Regions from separate parts of the Homo sapiens genome. Here region 2 is linked to region 1. A link is an interaction called in ENCODE POLR2A ChIA-PET data of the cell type or tissue named here. Cell type or tissue: OCI-LY7. All regions are shown on one strand. Links, peaks and the distances in the headings refer to the core of each region. The heading gives the core; the rest is flanking DNA.

What was found. Peaks named below come from ENCODE experiments on the same cell type or tissue, not always from the same donor. Only the 100,000 strongest peaks of a DNase experiment are listed, where the experiment ranks them.
Region 2: POLR2A ChIA-PET joins it to region 1 with 8 read pairs; 10 of 35 experiments call an interaction of 5 or more read pairs at or near these places.

Annotation. Positions count from the first base shown.
Region 1 is chr11:118,930,850-118,940,057 of GRCh38, reverse strand. It overlaps the pseudogene RN7SL688P. Among named protein-coding and RNA genes, the nearest start is that of BCL9L, 9.5 kb to the right of the region's middle. RefSeq lists an enhancer at 1-424. In OCI-LY7, for the core only: no CTCF peak of the experiment used is centred there; a DNase peak (open chromatin) is centred at 4,492.
Region 2 is chr11:119,030,068-119,037,511 of GRCh38, reverse strand. SLC37A4 (solute carrier family 37 member 4) reads left to right here and starts at 6,635. Exons shown (of 10, transcript NM_001467.6): 1 at 6,635-6,663. RefSeq lists silencers at 1,361-1,515, 7,021-7,180. In OCI-LY7, for the core only: a CTCF peak has its summit at 6,449; DNase peaks (open chromatin) are centred at 6,531 and 7,021; H3K4me3 peaks cover 920 bases; H3K27ac peaks cover 471 bases.

The DNA.
Region 1 (9,208 bases), core at 2,437-7,436:
CCAGCTTGTGTCCTGGACCCGCTTCCTGTCTATGAATGGAGGTGGTAATACCACCCCACAGAGCCCTGGTGGGGACCAAATGAACAAGGAATGAAGTGCCCAACACGCTGCTTGCCACATAGCAAGTAGGTGCTTAAAACAACATCCTCCTCTCCTCCTCGGGATGCTGATGAAGAGGGTCTGTGCAGAGGACTCTCCAAGAGGCTAGGGGCACCTGGTGTGGGGGTGCAGGGCTCTTTTGTATCACTGAGGGGCCTTTGGGGGAGGAGGGGAGGGAATGCTGAGCCCTGGGCCACTCCAGTGCCTCTGCTCACTGCATTCCTTGGCCTGGCCTGGGGAGGACCTCTGGGAAAGGCTTCTCGCAGTGGAAGATCTCGTGGGGAGGGCCTGGTGTTGGGGGGACAGCATCTGGGTTTTGAACACCCTCGGCACATACAGACTCCCCCAACTCATAATCCGATTTATATTCCTACTCCCTCCTCTGGACCCATCACCATGGCAACAGTTTTCTCAGTTGCACTTCATCAGCTTCCCAGCGAATCTTTTCTCCTGCCCCCTCCTTAAGTCTCTTTTTCTCCTCCTCTGTCAGTCGGCCTTTTGAGGTACTCACAGCGCTCCCCTCCCCTTTGTCCCTCAGCTTCTGTTTCTCTCCTGCTCTTCACGAAGGTGTCCCTGCCTGCCTCTGTCCACATCTCTCTCTGTGGCATCCCTCCTGCCTCTCCCTTTTCAAGTGCACGATTGCAGCAACAAGCTGGGGTCTGTTGATTAGACAAGAACTTGTGTCCTTTCTGATATCAGGACAGAAAAGCAGAGTCCTGGAGGGTTTCGATTCCAGTGGGCTCTGCACAGATTTCTGTCTGCAGTGATGCAGTGGGTGGGTGGGTGTCAGCTTGGGTTGATCTTTGCAACTCTGACCAGGAGGCAGAGAATGGTGGGGAGGGAAAGCAGTGTGGGGCAGTTTCTTCTCCAGCCCTAAGTCATGGCTCCGGATGTGTCCTACAGGGTCCTGTCCTTGGTTCGCTTCCCAGCTCACCCTCAGAAACCTCACCCAATGCCTGCAGCTACCACTGGCATGCGGTGCTTCCCAGGAACATAACTTTGGCTCTGACTTCTCTTTCTCTGAAGTTCTAATCGAATCGCTTCACCTCCTCACTGGTCATGTCCACTTGGTATCCTACTGCCATGCCTAATGCAGTGACTAACCATGAACCATCTTCCCCAAGCCATCACCCCCTTCGTACTTCCCTGTCACTACCCAGAGTAAAAACCTTGGTGCTACGTGTGACTCCTCTCTCTGTCATCCTCCACACCTCACTTGAGTCCAAGGTGGATCAATTCTCCTTTGGAAATGTCATTCAGATCTGCTTCCTTCCCTTTGCCATTCCATACATATTATCCTAGACCAAGCCCCAGCCCCAGTGAGTCATCTCAGGCCCTCACAGTAGCCTCAGAGGTGGACTTTCCACTTGGGTTTACCACAAGTGTAGTCCCTCTTCAGAAACCAGACCTGGCCAGGTGCCATGGCTCATGCCTGTAATTCTAGCACTTTGGGAGGCCAAGGCGGGTGGATGACTTGAGGTCAGGAGTTCAAGACCAGCCTGGCCAACATGGTGAAACCCCCACTAAAAATACAAAATTACCTGGACATGGTGGCACATGCCTGTAATCCCTGCTATTCAGGAGGCTGAGGCAGGAGAATCACTTGAACCCGGGAGGTGGAGGTTCCAGTGAGCCGAGATCGTGCCACTGCACTCTAGCCTGGGCAATAGAGTGAGACACTACTAGACCTGGGCCTGTCCTGAGCATGACTTTCTTCTCCTCCTCCTCACCCTCCCATTTTTCTTCTTCATTTATTGAGCACCTGTTATGTACTAGGCTTGTCATATATGCTATCTCTTTTAATCTTCACAATAAATCCTAAGGTAGTTGTTATCGCATTTTACAGGAGAAGAAACAGATGCTCAGAGCGGTTAATTTGCCCAAAGTTCTACAGCTAATAAGCAATAGACCTGGAATTGTAGATCAGATCCAGATCTGTTGAGTTCCAGGGTTAGTGTTTTGTTTTTTTGCTATACCAGATTGTTCCTTGTATCACTCTTCACTCAAAAACCTTCTGAGCCTTTCTATTTTCTTCTTTTGAGGCTCATTTTGATCTGACTCCATCCCACCTACAAAACCATTTATTCTTGCTACTTCTCAGTGTGACATGGATTGGTACCAAGCGGAAGAACATTTGCATACTTTAGGGTTTTGTCTCCATCTCTTTCCTGTTAAATATTTTTATTAACAGCTTATATGAAAATATAGTATCACATTTCACAGATATAACCCTTGAGGGATAGTAAACATTGAAAGATAAGGATCCAAGAATCATCTCCATGTATAGAATGGTTAGGTAAACCTAACAGAATAAAGTGATCAGAGATCTATGTAAGACCTCAGCAATACACAGTGGGCCAGACATGGCTTAGAAGAAGTTCAGGTGAAAAAGAATCCGGGGTTTTAGTAAGTTCAGTCTAAGACATCAGCACTGGTGGGGCAGAGGGGATAGGGAGAAAGAAAAAGGGACATCAAGCTGGGTGCGGTGGCTCACATCCGTAATCCCAGCACTTTGGGAAGCTGAGGCGGGCAGATGACTTGAGGTCAGGAGTTCCAGACCAGCCTGGCCAACATAGTGAAACCCCGTCTCTACTAAAAATATAAAAATTAGCTGAGCATGGTGGCAGGCGCCTGTAATCCCAGCTACATGGGAGGCTGAGGCAGGAGAATCGCTTGAACCCGGGAGGCTGAGGTTGTGGTGAGCTGAGACCAACCGCGCCATTGCACTGCAGCCTGGGCAACAAGAGTGAAACTCCGTCTTAAAAAAAGAAAAGAAAAAGGGACATCAGGCCGGGCGCGGTGTCTCACGCCTGTAATCCCAGCACTTTGGGAGGCTGAGGCGGGCGGATCACCTGAGATCGGGAGTTCGAGACCAGCCTGGCTAACATGGTGAAACCCTGTTTCCACTAAAAATACAAAAAATCAGCCGGGCGTGGTGGCGTGCACCTGCAATCCCAGCTACTTGGGAGGCTGAGGCAGGAGAATCACTTGAACCTGGGAGGCGGAGTTTGCAGTGGAGCCGAGGTCACGCCATTGCACTCCAGCTTGGGGAACAAGAGCAAAACTCTGTCTCAAAAAAAAAAAAAAAAAAGAAAGAAAAAAGAAAAAGGGACATCAGCATAACATGACTGCCAGGAGCAAATCCAATGTTAAGTCACGTTACTGGAGATATGGTATTTGGAATAAAGGAGAAGACAGATAATCTTGCTTTATTGTAAGTTGGCCAGGTGTTATGATGGGAGCCATTGTTTTGTGACCTGGGAATGTTTAGGCAAAAGTAAAGAGTGGATCGTGAGGTCAGGAGTTTGAGACCAACCTGGCCAACATGCGGAAACCCTGTCTCTACTATAAATATAAAAATTAGCTGGGCGTGGTGGCGGGCGCCTGTAATCCCAGCTACTTGGGAGGGTGACGCAGGAGAATCCCTTGAACCCAGGAAGTGGAGATTGCAGTGAGCTGAGATTGTGCCACAGCACTCCAGCCTGGGCAACAAGAGCAAGACTCTGTCTCAGAAAAAAAAAAAAAAAGAAAGAGTAGGGACCACTAAAGCTCAAATACCTGAAGGGCTATCATGGGGAGGAAGAATTAGATTTACAGTGTGCACCCCCAAAAGGTAGTGCACGGACCACCAGGAGATAAGAGATTATCTCAAAATGAAGTTTAGTTCCGTGGAGACCACTGGTAGATGAAGTTCAGCTTTGAGGAAGGAAAAACAGATGTCCATAAACGGAGTGAGCTGTCTTGGGAGTAACAGTAAGCTCCCTGTTACTAAAGGTGTTCAAGAAGACGCTGATGGACAGGGGCCGTGGCTCTCGCCTGTAATCTCAGCACTTTGGAAGCCCAGGCGGGTGGATCACGAGGTCAAGAGATCAAGACAATCCTGGCCAACATGGTGACACCTTGTCTCTACTAAAAATACAAAAATTAGCTGGGCATGGTGGCGCACGCCTGTAGTCCCAGCTACTAGGGAGGCTGAGGCAAGAGAATTGCTTGAACCTGGGAGGTCGAGGTTGCAGTGAGCTGAGACCACCCCACTCCAGCCTGGTGACAGAGCAAAATTCCATCTCAAGAAAAAAAAAAAAAAAAAAAAGAAGAAGATGCTAATACACTGCTGGCCAGAGATGTTGGCAGGGAGGTAACCATCAGAAAGAGTTTGAAGGCTGGGTACAGTGGCTCACACCTATAAGCCCAGCACTTTGGGAGGCTGAGGAGGGAGGGTTGCTTGAGCCCAGGAGTTAGAGACAAGCCTGGGCAACATGGCAAAACCCCAGCTCTACAAAAAATACAAAAATTAGCGGGTGTTGTGGTACGTGCCTGTAGTCCCAGCTACGCAGGAGGCTGAGGTGAGAGGACCACCCAAGCCCAGGAAGGCTGAGGCTGCAGTGAGCCGTGGCAACCGCACTCCAGCCTGGGCAACGAAGTGAGACCCCGTTTCAGAAAAAAAAAACAAAAAAACAAAAAAAGAGAACTTGAACTAGGTAGTTGGTCTTTGAGATTCACTCCCTTCCTATTGACATTAATCCTGCTTTTGCTCTTTCCCTGCCCCTCACCGAGCCCTCTGTGTGACTCTGTCCCTGGCCTGTCTTTCCAGCTCCAGGTCAGTTTTCTCTTTCTCCACCAGGTCTACCTGAGGATGCAATTTGCACTGACTGCATAAACTTCATATGATTTAATTACTCAGCATCTTTTTTTTTTTTTTTTTTTTGAGATGGAGTCTTGCTCTGTTTCCCAGGCCGGAGTGCAGTGGCGTGATTTCGGCTCACTGCAATCTTCGCCTCCCTGGTTCAAGCGATTCTCCTGCCTCAGCCTCGCAAGTAGCTGTGATTACAGACGTGCATCACCACGCCAGGCTAATTTTTTTTGTATTTTAAGTAGAGATGGGGTTTCACCATGTTGGCCAGGCTGGCCTTGAACTCCTGACCTCAGGTGATTTGCCTGCCTAGGGCTCCCAGAGTGCTGGGATTACAGGTGTGAGCCACCGCGCCCGGCCTATTCAGCATCTTTTATTGTTCTCTCACTGTCCCCATCTTATAAGCCCCTTGAAGGCAGGTACCTGTATTATTTGTACAATGACTAGTAAGGATAAGAACTTGGGGCTGGGCAATATAGTGAGACAACCACCTCTGGGGAAAAAAAAAAAAAAAAAAGCAGCACCCTAGTCCCTGCAGATAAAGCAGATGTATTCCTGAGGTTGTGAGACCCTACAGGAAGACAGAAGCATTGGGCTTATTCCCTTATCTCAGAGCTATGTCTTTTTTTTTTTTTTTCTTGAGACAGAGTCTCGCTCTGTAACTCAGCCTGGAGTGCAATGGTGCGATCTTGGCTCACTGTAACCTCCGCCTCCCAGGTTCAGGTGATTCTCCTGCCTCAGCCTCCCAGGTGCATGCCACCATGCCTGGCTAATTTTTGTATTTTTAGTAGAGACAGGGTTTCATCATAATGGCCAGGCTGGTCTCAAACTCCTGACCTCATGATCTACCCGCCTAGGTCTCCCAAAGTGCTGGGATTACAGGCATGAGCCACCGTGCCCGGCAGAGCTATGTCTTTTAAAAACACTTCCTGATTTGGGATTTCAGAGCTGAGATTACAAATGCCTTAGGAGTTAGAATAGGTTGGCCTATTTTTGAGATGGAGTCTCATTCTGTAGCCCAGGTTGGAGGGCAGTGGCACGATCTTGGTTCACTGCAACCTCTGCCTCCTGGGTTCAGGTGATTCTCCTGCCTCAGCCTCCCGAGTAGCTAGGACTACAGGCGTGCATCACCACACCCAACTAATTTTTTTTTGGTATTTTTAGCAGAGACAGGGTTTCGCCATGTTGGCCAGAATGGTCTCAATCTCCTGACCTCGTGATCTGCCTGCCTTGGCCTCCCAAAGTGCTGGGATTACAGGCATGAGCCACCGCGCCTGCCTAATATTTGTATTTTTAGTAGAGACGGGGTTTCACCATGTTGGCCAGGCTGGTCTCAAACTCCTGACTTCAAGTGATCCACCCACCTCGGCCTCCCAAAGTGTTGGGATTACAGGCGTAAGCCACTGTGCCCCGCCAGGTTATAGGTCTTGACAGATGGAGAACACAAGGCCCAGGGAAGTGAATCAGTTTGTTTTAAGTCACAGAGCAGGTTTTAGATCTGGCTGGGATTGGGACTGTGCCTGGCCCAGGGCTTTGTCAACAATCCAGGGAAGGCTTTTTAGAATGAGTAAGAGAGCTACATAAATATAAACAGGGTCATGATGAGAGAGAAAAGGAGGGCCTGGGAGATGGCAGGTTCTGAGCACCCCTCCAGGCTCTGGGGGATGTCCAGATAAGGAGGCTGAGCCTGCCTTCCCAGATCGTATGGCCTCACAGGGAAATGAGCCAGACACAGGAAGAAGTCCAATGGAAAGTTGGATCAAGTGCTGCCGTGGTGTCGTGGAAAGAGTCTGGACACGGAATCAGGAGGCTCTTCCAGCTATCAGCACCAACCCTATGCTTTTAGGCGAGTCCTTTCACCACTCTGGACCTTCACCAAGCAGTTTCCTCACCTGAGAACATTCCCTCTCTCAAAAATAACAGTCCTATAGTGCTACATATTAGAGCAGATTAATACAGTAACTAAATATATTGTGGGCATGCTCTCCCCTCCAGCACAATCTCGGAAAGCCTCTTGCCTTCCATTAGCAGCAAGAATGAAATGTTCCCAGGACGCAGAACTGCCAGACCAAGGGGGCAGTGGGCGAGACACAGGTGACTGACCAACTGGCTTTCTCTGAGGTCCTGCCTATGACAGCTTCTCCTGGGTTTATGAGCTCTGGTAGCCCCATGCAGATGAGAGCTAAGTGAGGGTTTTTCTGTCAACAAGCCAACTATTTAATCGCTATCTATAGGATAAAGAAGGGCATGAAGATAAAGGCACCTAAGCCTCTTGTTTTACACTTGAAGAAGCTGCAACCCAGAGACAGGAAGTGACTAGGCCAAGGTCTTGTACTTTGGACTCTCAGAACAAAGTTCTTTTGGGACTTGGAGAATTAGAAATGGGTTGTTTGGGGCCGGGCGTGGTGGCTCACGCCTGTAATCCCAGCACTTTGGGAGGCCGAGGCGGGCGGATCACAAGGTCAGGAGTTCAAGACCATCCTGCCTAAAACGGTGAAACCCCGTCTCTACTAAAAATACAAAAAATATTAGTTAGCCAGGCGTGGTGGTGGGCGCTTGTAATCCCAGCTACTCGGGAGGCTGAGGCAGGTGAATGGCGTGAACCCAGGAGGTGGAACTTGCAGTGAGCCGAGACCGCGCCACTGCACTCCAACCTGGGTGACAGAGCGAGACTCCATCTCAAAAAAAAACAAAAAACTAAAAACCAGAAATGGGTTGTTTGGGTCAGGCATGGTGGCTCATGCCTGTAATCCCAGCACTTTGGGAGGCTGAGGTGGGCAGATCACAAGGTCAAGAGTTTGAGACTAGCCTGGCCAACACGGTGAAACCCCATCACAACTAGTAATACAAAAATTAGCCAGGCGTAGTGGCACATGCCTGTAATCCCAGCCACCAGCTACCAGCTACTTGGGAGGCTGAGGCAGGAGAATTGCTTGAACCTGGGAGGCAGGGGTTGCAGTGAGCAGAGATCACGCCACCGCACTCCAGCCTGGACGATAGAGCAAGACTCTGTCTCGGAAAAAAACAACAAAAAAAGCATTGTTTGGGAACGCCGCCTTAGAGGCCTCTCATAACAACTGGTGGAGAGCCTTTGGTGGGATGCTATTTTTTTTTTTTTTTTGAGACAGGGTCTAACTCCAATTGCCCAGGCTGGAGTGCAGTGGCACGATCTCGGCTCACTGCAGCCTCGACCACCCCTGACTCAGGTGATTCTCCCACCTCAGCCTCCCAAGTAGCTGGGACTACAGGAATGCGCCACCATGCCTGGCTAATTTTTTTTTTTTTCGTACTTTCAGTAGAGACAGAGTTTTGCCATGTTGCCCAGGCTGATTTTGAACTCCCAGACTCAAGCAATCCACCCACCTCAGCCTCTCAAAGTGCTGGGATTACAGGCATGAGCCTCCACACCCAGCCTCCTATTCTATCTTTAGAGCTCTAGTGAGATGTACTGTTTGCCTGGACAGAACCATACCTGATGCTGGAAGTTCCAGCTCAGACAGTTGGTCCCTGCAGGAAGCTTCCCCAAACTCTCAAGTCTGGGATTGGTGTCCACTTCCCCTAAATGTGCCCACACTGAATTGAAATCACCCACTCACTTGTTGTCTGACCCCCACTAGGCTGCAGGCTGTGTGAGGAAAAGGACAAACATCTATGTCACCAACATGTACCAACCTAGTGTCTAGTCAAGTGCCAGGCACATAGCAGGTCCTCAATAAATATCTGTTGGATGAATAAGTAGGTGGGGTTGGTCAGAGAAGGATTCCTGAAGGAAAAGACTTTTTTTGTTTGTTTGTTTGTTTTAAGAGACAAGGTCTCATCTGGTTTGAGTTGGTGTTTGAAAAAATAAATAAAGAGACAGGGTGTCCTGGTGTTGTCAGGCTTGTGTGCCCAATCCCACCATGATCAGCACCAGAGTTTCAATCTGTTCCATTCTGACCTGGGCCAGCTCACCCTTCCTTAGTCAACCTGGCGGTCTCCCACTCCTAGGAGGTCACCATATCGATGCTGAACTTGGTGTGGACACCCATCAGCATAATGCATTGCAGCCCAGAACTCCCGGGGTCAAGTGATCCTCCTGCCTGCTAGCTGGGACTACAGGGCTTGCCACCGAGCTGGGAGAAAAGGCAACTATTGAGGTATCACAGGGTACAAGGAGGACAGAATTGTCCCCAATTGGGTGAACTGCCCATGCAAAAAGAAGTCTTGAAAGGAAAGTAGTGGGAAATAAGGACAGGGAGAAAAGTAAGGCAATTGAAGGGGAGGGGGGGAAGGAGCCCTTCAAGATGATTGGCTTTGCTAATCAGGGAGGGCTTTGGGTAGATGGGAGGAAGGGTCTCAGCCATGTTGGGGATAAGAACACCTGGAATCCCTCAAGTGGAGTCTTTTTACAGGGAGGGTCCTAGAAATCAGCTTGGCTGGAGGGGAGAGAAGCTGAAGGGGGTTGGGGTAGCTGGTAGGAGCTTTGAAGCCTGGCTGGTT
Region 2 (7,444 bases), core at 2,445-7,444, 97 kb before region 1:
TTATTTTCTTAAATGACATTTTCTTTTTTCTTTTCTTTCTTTTTTTTTTTTTTTTGAGATGAAGTCTCGCTCTTGTCCCCCAGGCTGGAGTGCAATGCTGCGATCTCGGCTTACTGCAACCTCCGCCTCCCAGGTCCAAGCGATTCTCCTGCCTCAGCCCCCAAGTAGCTGGGATTACAGGCACCTGCCACCACACTCGGCTAATTTTTGTATTTTTAGTAGAAATGAGGTTTCACCGTGTTGGCTGGGCTGATCTCAAACTCCTGACGTCAGGTGATCTGCCTGCCTTGGCCTCCCAAAGTGCTGGGATTACAGGCGTGAGCCACTACGCCCAGCCTCTTTATTTATTTATTTATTTTTTTGAGACGGAGTCTCTCTCTGTCGCCCAGGCTGGAGTGCAGTGGTGCAATCTCAGCTCACTGCAACTTCCACCTCCTGAGTTTGAGTGATTCCCCTGCCTCAGCCTCCTAAGTAGCTAGGACTACAGGCATGTGCCATCACGCTCAACTAATTTTTGTAATTTTAGTAGAGACAGAGTTTCACCATGTTGGTCAGGCTGGTCTTGAACTCCTGACCTCAGGTGATCTGCCCTCCTCAGCCTCCCAAAGTGCTGGAATTACAGGCGTGAACCACTGTGCCAGGTCTTAAATGGCATTTTTAAATCTATCTGGGATTTATTTTGTGTGGAGTGTGCAATAGAGATCTAAGTTGATTTTTTCTAAATACCTAGAACAATTTATTCATTTATCTATTTATTATTTATTTATTTTGAGGCAGGGTCTCACTCTGTCACCCAGGAGGGAGTGCAGTGGCGTGATCACAGCTCATTGCAGCCTCAACCTTTTCGGCTCAAGCAATTCTCCTGCCTTGGCCTTCCAAAGTGTTTCAATTACAGGCATGAGCCACTGTGCCTGGCATTATTTATTAGTTAATCCACTCCACTCTATTGATTTGGGATGGCTTCCTTTTTTTTTTTTTTTTTTTTTACTTTTTTGGAGACAAGGTCTCACTCGGTTGCCCAGGCAGGAGTGCAGTAGCACAATCACTGCTCAGTGCAACCTTGACCACCCAGACTTAAGCAATCCTCCCACCTCAGCCTCCTGAGTAGCTGGGACTATCAGCATGAGCCACCATGCCTGGTTAATTAAAAAAAAAATTATTTATTTATTTTAAATTTTGAGACGGAGTCTTGCTCTGTCACCCAGGCTCAAGTGCAGTGGCATGATCTCAGCTCACTGCAACCCCCGCCTCCCTGGTTCAAGTGATTCTCCTGCCTCAGCCTCCCTAGTAGCTGGAATTACAGGTGTGTGCCACCATGCCCGCCTAATTTTTGTGTTTTTTTTTTTGAGACTGAGTCTCACCCTGTTGCCCAGGCTGGAGTGCAATGGTGCCATCTTGGCTCACTGCAACCTCTGCCTTTCAGGTTCAAGCGATTCTCCTCCCTCAGCCTCCTGAATAGCTGTGATTACAGGTGCACGCCTCCACGCCTGGCTAATTTTTGTATTTTTAGTAGACGGGGTTTCACCATGTTGGCCAGGCTGGTCTGGAACTCCTGACCTCGTGATCCACCCACCTCGGCCTCCCAAAGTGCTGGGATTATAAGCGTGAGCCACTGCACCCGTCCAGGAGTGTCATTTTTTTTAATTAAAAAAAATTTTTCTTTTGAAACACGGTCTTGCTTTCACCCAGGCTAGAGTACAGTAGTGCGATCATAGCTTACTGCAGCCTTGACCTTCCTGCCTCAAGCAATCCTGCCACCTCAGTCTCCCAATTAGCTGGGACCACAGGTACATGCCACCACACCTGGCTAATTTTTACTTTTATTTATTTATTTATTATTTTGAGATGGAGTCTCGCTCTGTGGCCCAGGCTGGAGTGCAGTGGCGCGATCTTGGCTCACTGCAACCTCCGCCTCCCGGGTTCATTCGATTCTCCTGCCTCAGCCTCAGGAGTATCTGGGATTAAAGGCACATGCCACCACGCCCAGCTAATTTTGGTATTTTTAGTAGAGACTGGGTTTCATCATGTTGGCCAGGCTGGTCTCGAACTCCTGACCTCAGGTGATCTGCCTGCCTCAGCCTTCCAAAGTGCTGGCATTACAGGCATGAGCCACTGCACCCGACCCTGGCTAATTTTTTATATTTTTGTAGAGATGGCGGGGGGTTCTCCCTATGTTGCCCAGGCTGGTCTTGAACTCCTGGACTCAATCAACCCTCTCACCTCAGCCTTCCAAAGTGGTTGAATTACAGCATAAGCCACTGCACCTGTGCAGGATGTCCCTTTTATCATAGTTAAAATCATACATGAGATAAAAAATTTTTTTGAAACAAGGTCTTTCTTGTAGCCTAGGCTGGAGTGCAGTGCTACAATCATAGCTCACTGAGGCCTTGAACTCCTAGGCTCAAGGTCTCTTCCCGTCTAAGCCCCTGAGTAGATAGGACTAGAGGCACATGCCACCACACCTGGCTAATTTCTAAATTTTTTGTAGCAATGGGGTCTCACTACGTTGCCCAGGCTGGTCTCAAACTCCTGACCTCAAGCCATCCTTCCAAAGTGTTGGGATTGTAAGCATGAGCCACTGGGCCCAACCTCGGATGATATTTAAAATAATGTTGTCCATTCATTTCTATGGCTTCTGAAAAAAAAATAAAAACTTTGTCCAGTTTCCAACAAATTCTGTTGGGATATAGATTGGGATGGTTTTAAAATGCCAAATGAATTTTGAATGGATTGACATTTGGACAGTATCAAAGTCATAGCTTGTTTTTCAGGCATGTAGTATGATTTACGTTTGTTCAAATTACCTTTTATTATCCCTTAGTAAAGTCTTTGTACTGTATTGGGATGTCATCTTCTCATTTCTTTTTCTTTTCTTTCTTTCTTTCTTTTTTTTTTTTTTTGAGACGGAGTCTCACTCTGTCACCTAGGCTGGAGTGCAATGGCGCCATCTCAGCTCACTGCAACTTCTGCCTCCCAGGTTCAAGTGATTCTCCTGCCTCAGCCTCCTGATTAGCTGGGATTACAGGTGTACACCACCACACCCGGCTAATTTTTGTATTTTTAGTAGAGACAGGGTTTCACCATGTTGGTCAGGCTGGTCTCGAACTCCTGACCTCATGATCCGCGCGCCTCAGCCTCGCAAAGTGCTGGGATTACGGGAGTAAGCCACCATGCCCGGCCTATCTTCTCATTTCTTAACATTCTTTGGAAATACAGTGAGCAAACTAGCATTTGAGTCCCTACTATCCTGATCATAAAGTGCTTTAAAATGTTTTTCCATTTAATTCCCACTGACTGGGTGCGATGGATCATGCTTGTAATCGCCGCACTTTGGGAGCCTGAGGCAGGTGGATAACCTAAACTCAGGAGTTTGAGACTAGCCTGGCCAACATGGCGAAACCCCCTCTGTACGCCGGGTGCGGTGGCTCACGCTTGTAATCTAGCACTTTGGGAGGCCGAGGCGGGTGGATCACGAGGTCAGGATCGAGACCATCCTGGCTAACACAGTGAAACCCCGTCTCTACTAAAAATACAAAAAATTAGCTGACCGTGGTGGCGGGTGTCTGTAGTCCCAGCTACTCGGGAGGCTGAGGCAGGAGAATGGCATGAACCTGGGAGGCGGAGCTTGCAGTGAGCCCAGATGGTGCCACTGCACTCCAGCCTGGGCGAGAGAGCGAGACTCTGTCTCAAAAAAAAAAAAAAAAAAAAGAAAGAAAAAGAAAAAAAGAAAGAAAGAAACCCTGTCTGTACTAAAAATACAAAAATTAGCCAGGCGTGTTTGCGGGCACCTATAATACCAACTACTCAGGAAGCTGAGGCAGAAGAATCGCTTGAACCCAGGTGGCCTGGTCCTGTAGTCTTAGCTACTTGGGAGGATCGCTCAATGCTCAGGAATTTGAGGTTAGAGTGAGCTAAGATACCATTGCACTCCAGCCTGGGCAACAGAGCAAGCCTGTCTCAAAAACAAACAAACAAACAAACAAACAAACAAAAAAAACAGACCGGGCGCAGTGGCTCACGCCTGTAATCCTAGCACTTTGGGAGACCGAGGTGGGCGGATTACCTGAGGTCAGGAGTTCGAGACCAGCCTGGCCAATAGGGTGAAACCCTGTCTCTACTAAAAATACAAAAATTAGCTGGGCGTGGTGGCACATGCTTGTAATCCCAGCTACTCAGGAGGCTCAGGCAGGAGAATGGCTTGAGCCCAGGAGGCAGAGGTTGCAGTGAGCCGAGATCCTGCCACTGCACTTCAGCCTGGCCGACAGAGCAAGACTCTGTCTCAAAAACAAACAAACAAACAAATAAACACCATCGACCAGGCACAGTGGCTCATGCCTGTAATTCCAGGATATTGGAAGACCAAGGCAGGTGGATCCCTTGAGCTCAGGATTTCGAGGCCAGCCTGGCCAATATGGTGAAACTCTTGTCTCTACAAAAAATAGAAAAATTAACCGGGTTGGCTGGGTGCAGTTGTTCATGCCTGTAATCCCAGCACTTTGGGAGGCCAAGGGGGGCAGATCACCTGAAGTCAGGAGTTTGAGACCAGCCTGACCAACATGGAGAAACCCTACCCCTACTAAAATTACAAAATTAGCTGGGCATGGTGGGGCATGCCTGTAATCCCAGCTACTCGGGAGGCTGAGGCAGGAGAATCGCTTGAACCCCAGAGAAGGAGGTTGCAGTGAGCTGAGATCACTCCACTTCCAAAACAAAACGATAGGGCTGTTAATTTAGGTGGTGGTTACACGGGTATTAACATGTGTAAAAAATCACTGAGTTGTACATGTAAGATTCCTGCACTTTTTGTATTTTATTATGTGTATGTTAAATCTTAAAAATAAAAGCGGAGAAAAACCTGATGGCTTCCTACTCCTCTATTAGGTAAAGTAAGAATCTGCTCTGGTTTGGTTTCGGAGGAACTGTTTCCTGGTCCTTGGATCTACCTGGCTGAAAGCACAGTGCCTGGTACAAACTAGGCTCCTCCCCGATTTTGAATTAACGAAGTTCAGTGACATCGTCATCCTATTTTTTTTTTTTTTTTTTTGAGACAGGCTCTCGCTCTGTCACCCAGGCTGGAGTGCAGTGGCACGATCTCGGCTCACTGCAACCTCTGCTTCCCAGGTCCAAGAAATTCTCCTGCCTCAGCCTCCCCAGTAACTGGGATTACAGGCGTGTGCCACCAAGCCTGGCTAATTTTGGTATTTTTAGTAGAGACAGGGTTTCACCATGTTGGCCAGGCTGGTCTCGAACTCCTGACTTCAAGTGATCTGCCCGCCTTGGCCTCCCAATGTGCTGGGATTACAAGCATGAGCCATCGCGTCCGGCCTGTCATCCTATTTTATCTCATCTCCTCCTCCTCCCTTCCCTGACCATCTTCTCTGGAGTAAAAGATCTTTGCTCTCAATTTTGGAACACTTACAATTCCTTCAGCCACTCTTGTTAGGAAGATATAAGGGAAGAGAGCGAGAGACAGGAGGCAACTCAACGGCCAAACAGGTTTATTCACAGGAATAAGCCTGCAAGGAGTTCCAGTCAGGAGTCTGGCTGAGACCCTGATCGCTTACAAGCTGAGGCTTTTATAATATCGTTTCTATTGGGGAGAGGTCGGGAAGTGCTGGCTGATTGGGACTGTTGGGGACTTTGTTAGGCTATGTTACCTTCTGTTGAAGCTATGGGCAGGGTTAACATTTGCTCTGTTTCTGAGAACACAGTCATCATTGTTGTAAAATAGCATCACTACTGTTACTCCTCACAACTCTTAACTGGGATCAGTGAAAACCATTGTTGTTGAGAACTCTTATAGAATTTCTGAGCTCTTATCTAAATCATCTGTTGAGTCTTCACAATGATCTACCAGGCTGGTAGGAAACGGGAGCTCATAGAGATTAACCAAGGTCATACAGTTAGAATGCTGTGGGTCTAGGACTAGAATTTGATATTTACTCCAGGCCCCGTCTCTGTCCCCAACAATCTAACCACAAGTTAAAATTCCAAATTGTGGGCTGGGCGCGGTGGCTCACGCCTGTAATCCCAGCACTTTGGGAGGCCGAGGTGAGCGGATCACGAGGTCAGGAGATCGAGACCATCCTGGCAAACACGGTGAAACCCCGTCTCTACTAAAAATACAAAAAATTACCCGGGCGTGGTGGTGGGCGCCCGTAGTCCCAGCTACTCGGGAGGCTGAGGCAGGAGAATGGTGTGAACCCGGGAGGAGGAGCTTGCAGTGAGCCGAAATCGCGCCACTGCACTCCAGCCTGGGCGACTGAGCGAGACTGTTTCAAAAAAAAAAAAAAAGAAAAAAAGAAAATACTGTGTGTTCCTACAACACCTTTCCCAGACTGTGAGCAACTTGGGAACAATGATTATCACCTTAGTGTTCGGTGTGTTTTGTAGAGGAGGGCACTCACTAAAAACTGGTTTGTTGAATGCAACCACTTAAGAATTGGACATGCCGTGCCCAGCCCCTAAGGGGCGCTATGCTCGTTCGTCCAAGGAGCAGCGTGACCAGCGGGAGGGAGTAAGTCGACGTCCCCGGCATGTGGGGCGGGGAACTCCACTGGCCGGCAAGCGAAGCAGCAGGCGAAGACCACGCCCCCGCCGGCCGCGCTTGCGCAGCCTTCGCTAGCCCCGCCCCGTCCTATTCGGGCTCCCGCCTCTGTTCAGGTAGGAGGCGGTATGCGGGGGAGGGGAGTCACCTGAGGGCGGGGATCTCAGGTCTTGGGGAGCCATTGTTGGCGAACCCCAACTTCCGATACGACCCGGAGCTGTTCCTGCAGTTCCAGAGACAATTCATGGGTCTTGGGGCCACCGAGGCGCTGTCCCTGACCACCAGCACGAGACCCCTTTCTATCGCGCCAGTCCTGTGGTCTCCGCACCTCTCCAGCTCCTGCACCCCCGGCCCCCGTGGTTCCCAGCCGCACAGTAGCGTGTCCTGGGTAGCGTGAGGACCCACGGGGCTGGGCAGGTGCCACGAGCCCGCCGCCTCTTCGCCGCCCGCCGCCTCTCCTCCTCTCCCGCCCGCCGCCTGGCCCTCCCCTACCAGGCTGAGCCTCTGGGTGCCAGAAGCGCGGGGCCTCCGGGAGAATACGTGCGGTCGCCCGCTCCGCGTGCGCCTACGCCTTCTGCTCCAGTTGCTTTCCCAATTGAGCGGAAAAGCCGGGGCATGTTGCCGGGGCCCTGGGCGGGACGGTTGTGCCCTGCAGCCCGAAGCCCGCCGGGGCACCTTCCCGCCCACGAGCTGCCCAGTCCCTCTGCTTGCGGCCCCTGCCAACGTCCCACAGGTTGGAAACCAGACCCTGCAGCCCCCAGCTAGCCCGAAGGAAGCCCAGACTGACGTCGCAGGGTAATGGGGACCCAGAGGTAGCTCTGTGGGGCCCCATCAGGACCTCAGCCCTTAGCGGGGCTTTCTGTGTGACACCGTGGGACCTGAACTGGGGAGGTCCCC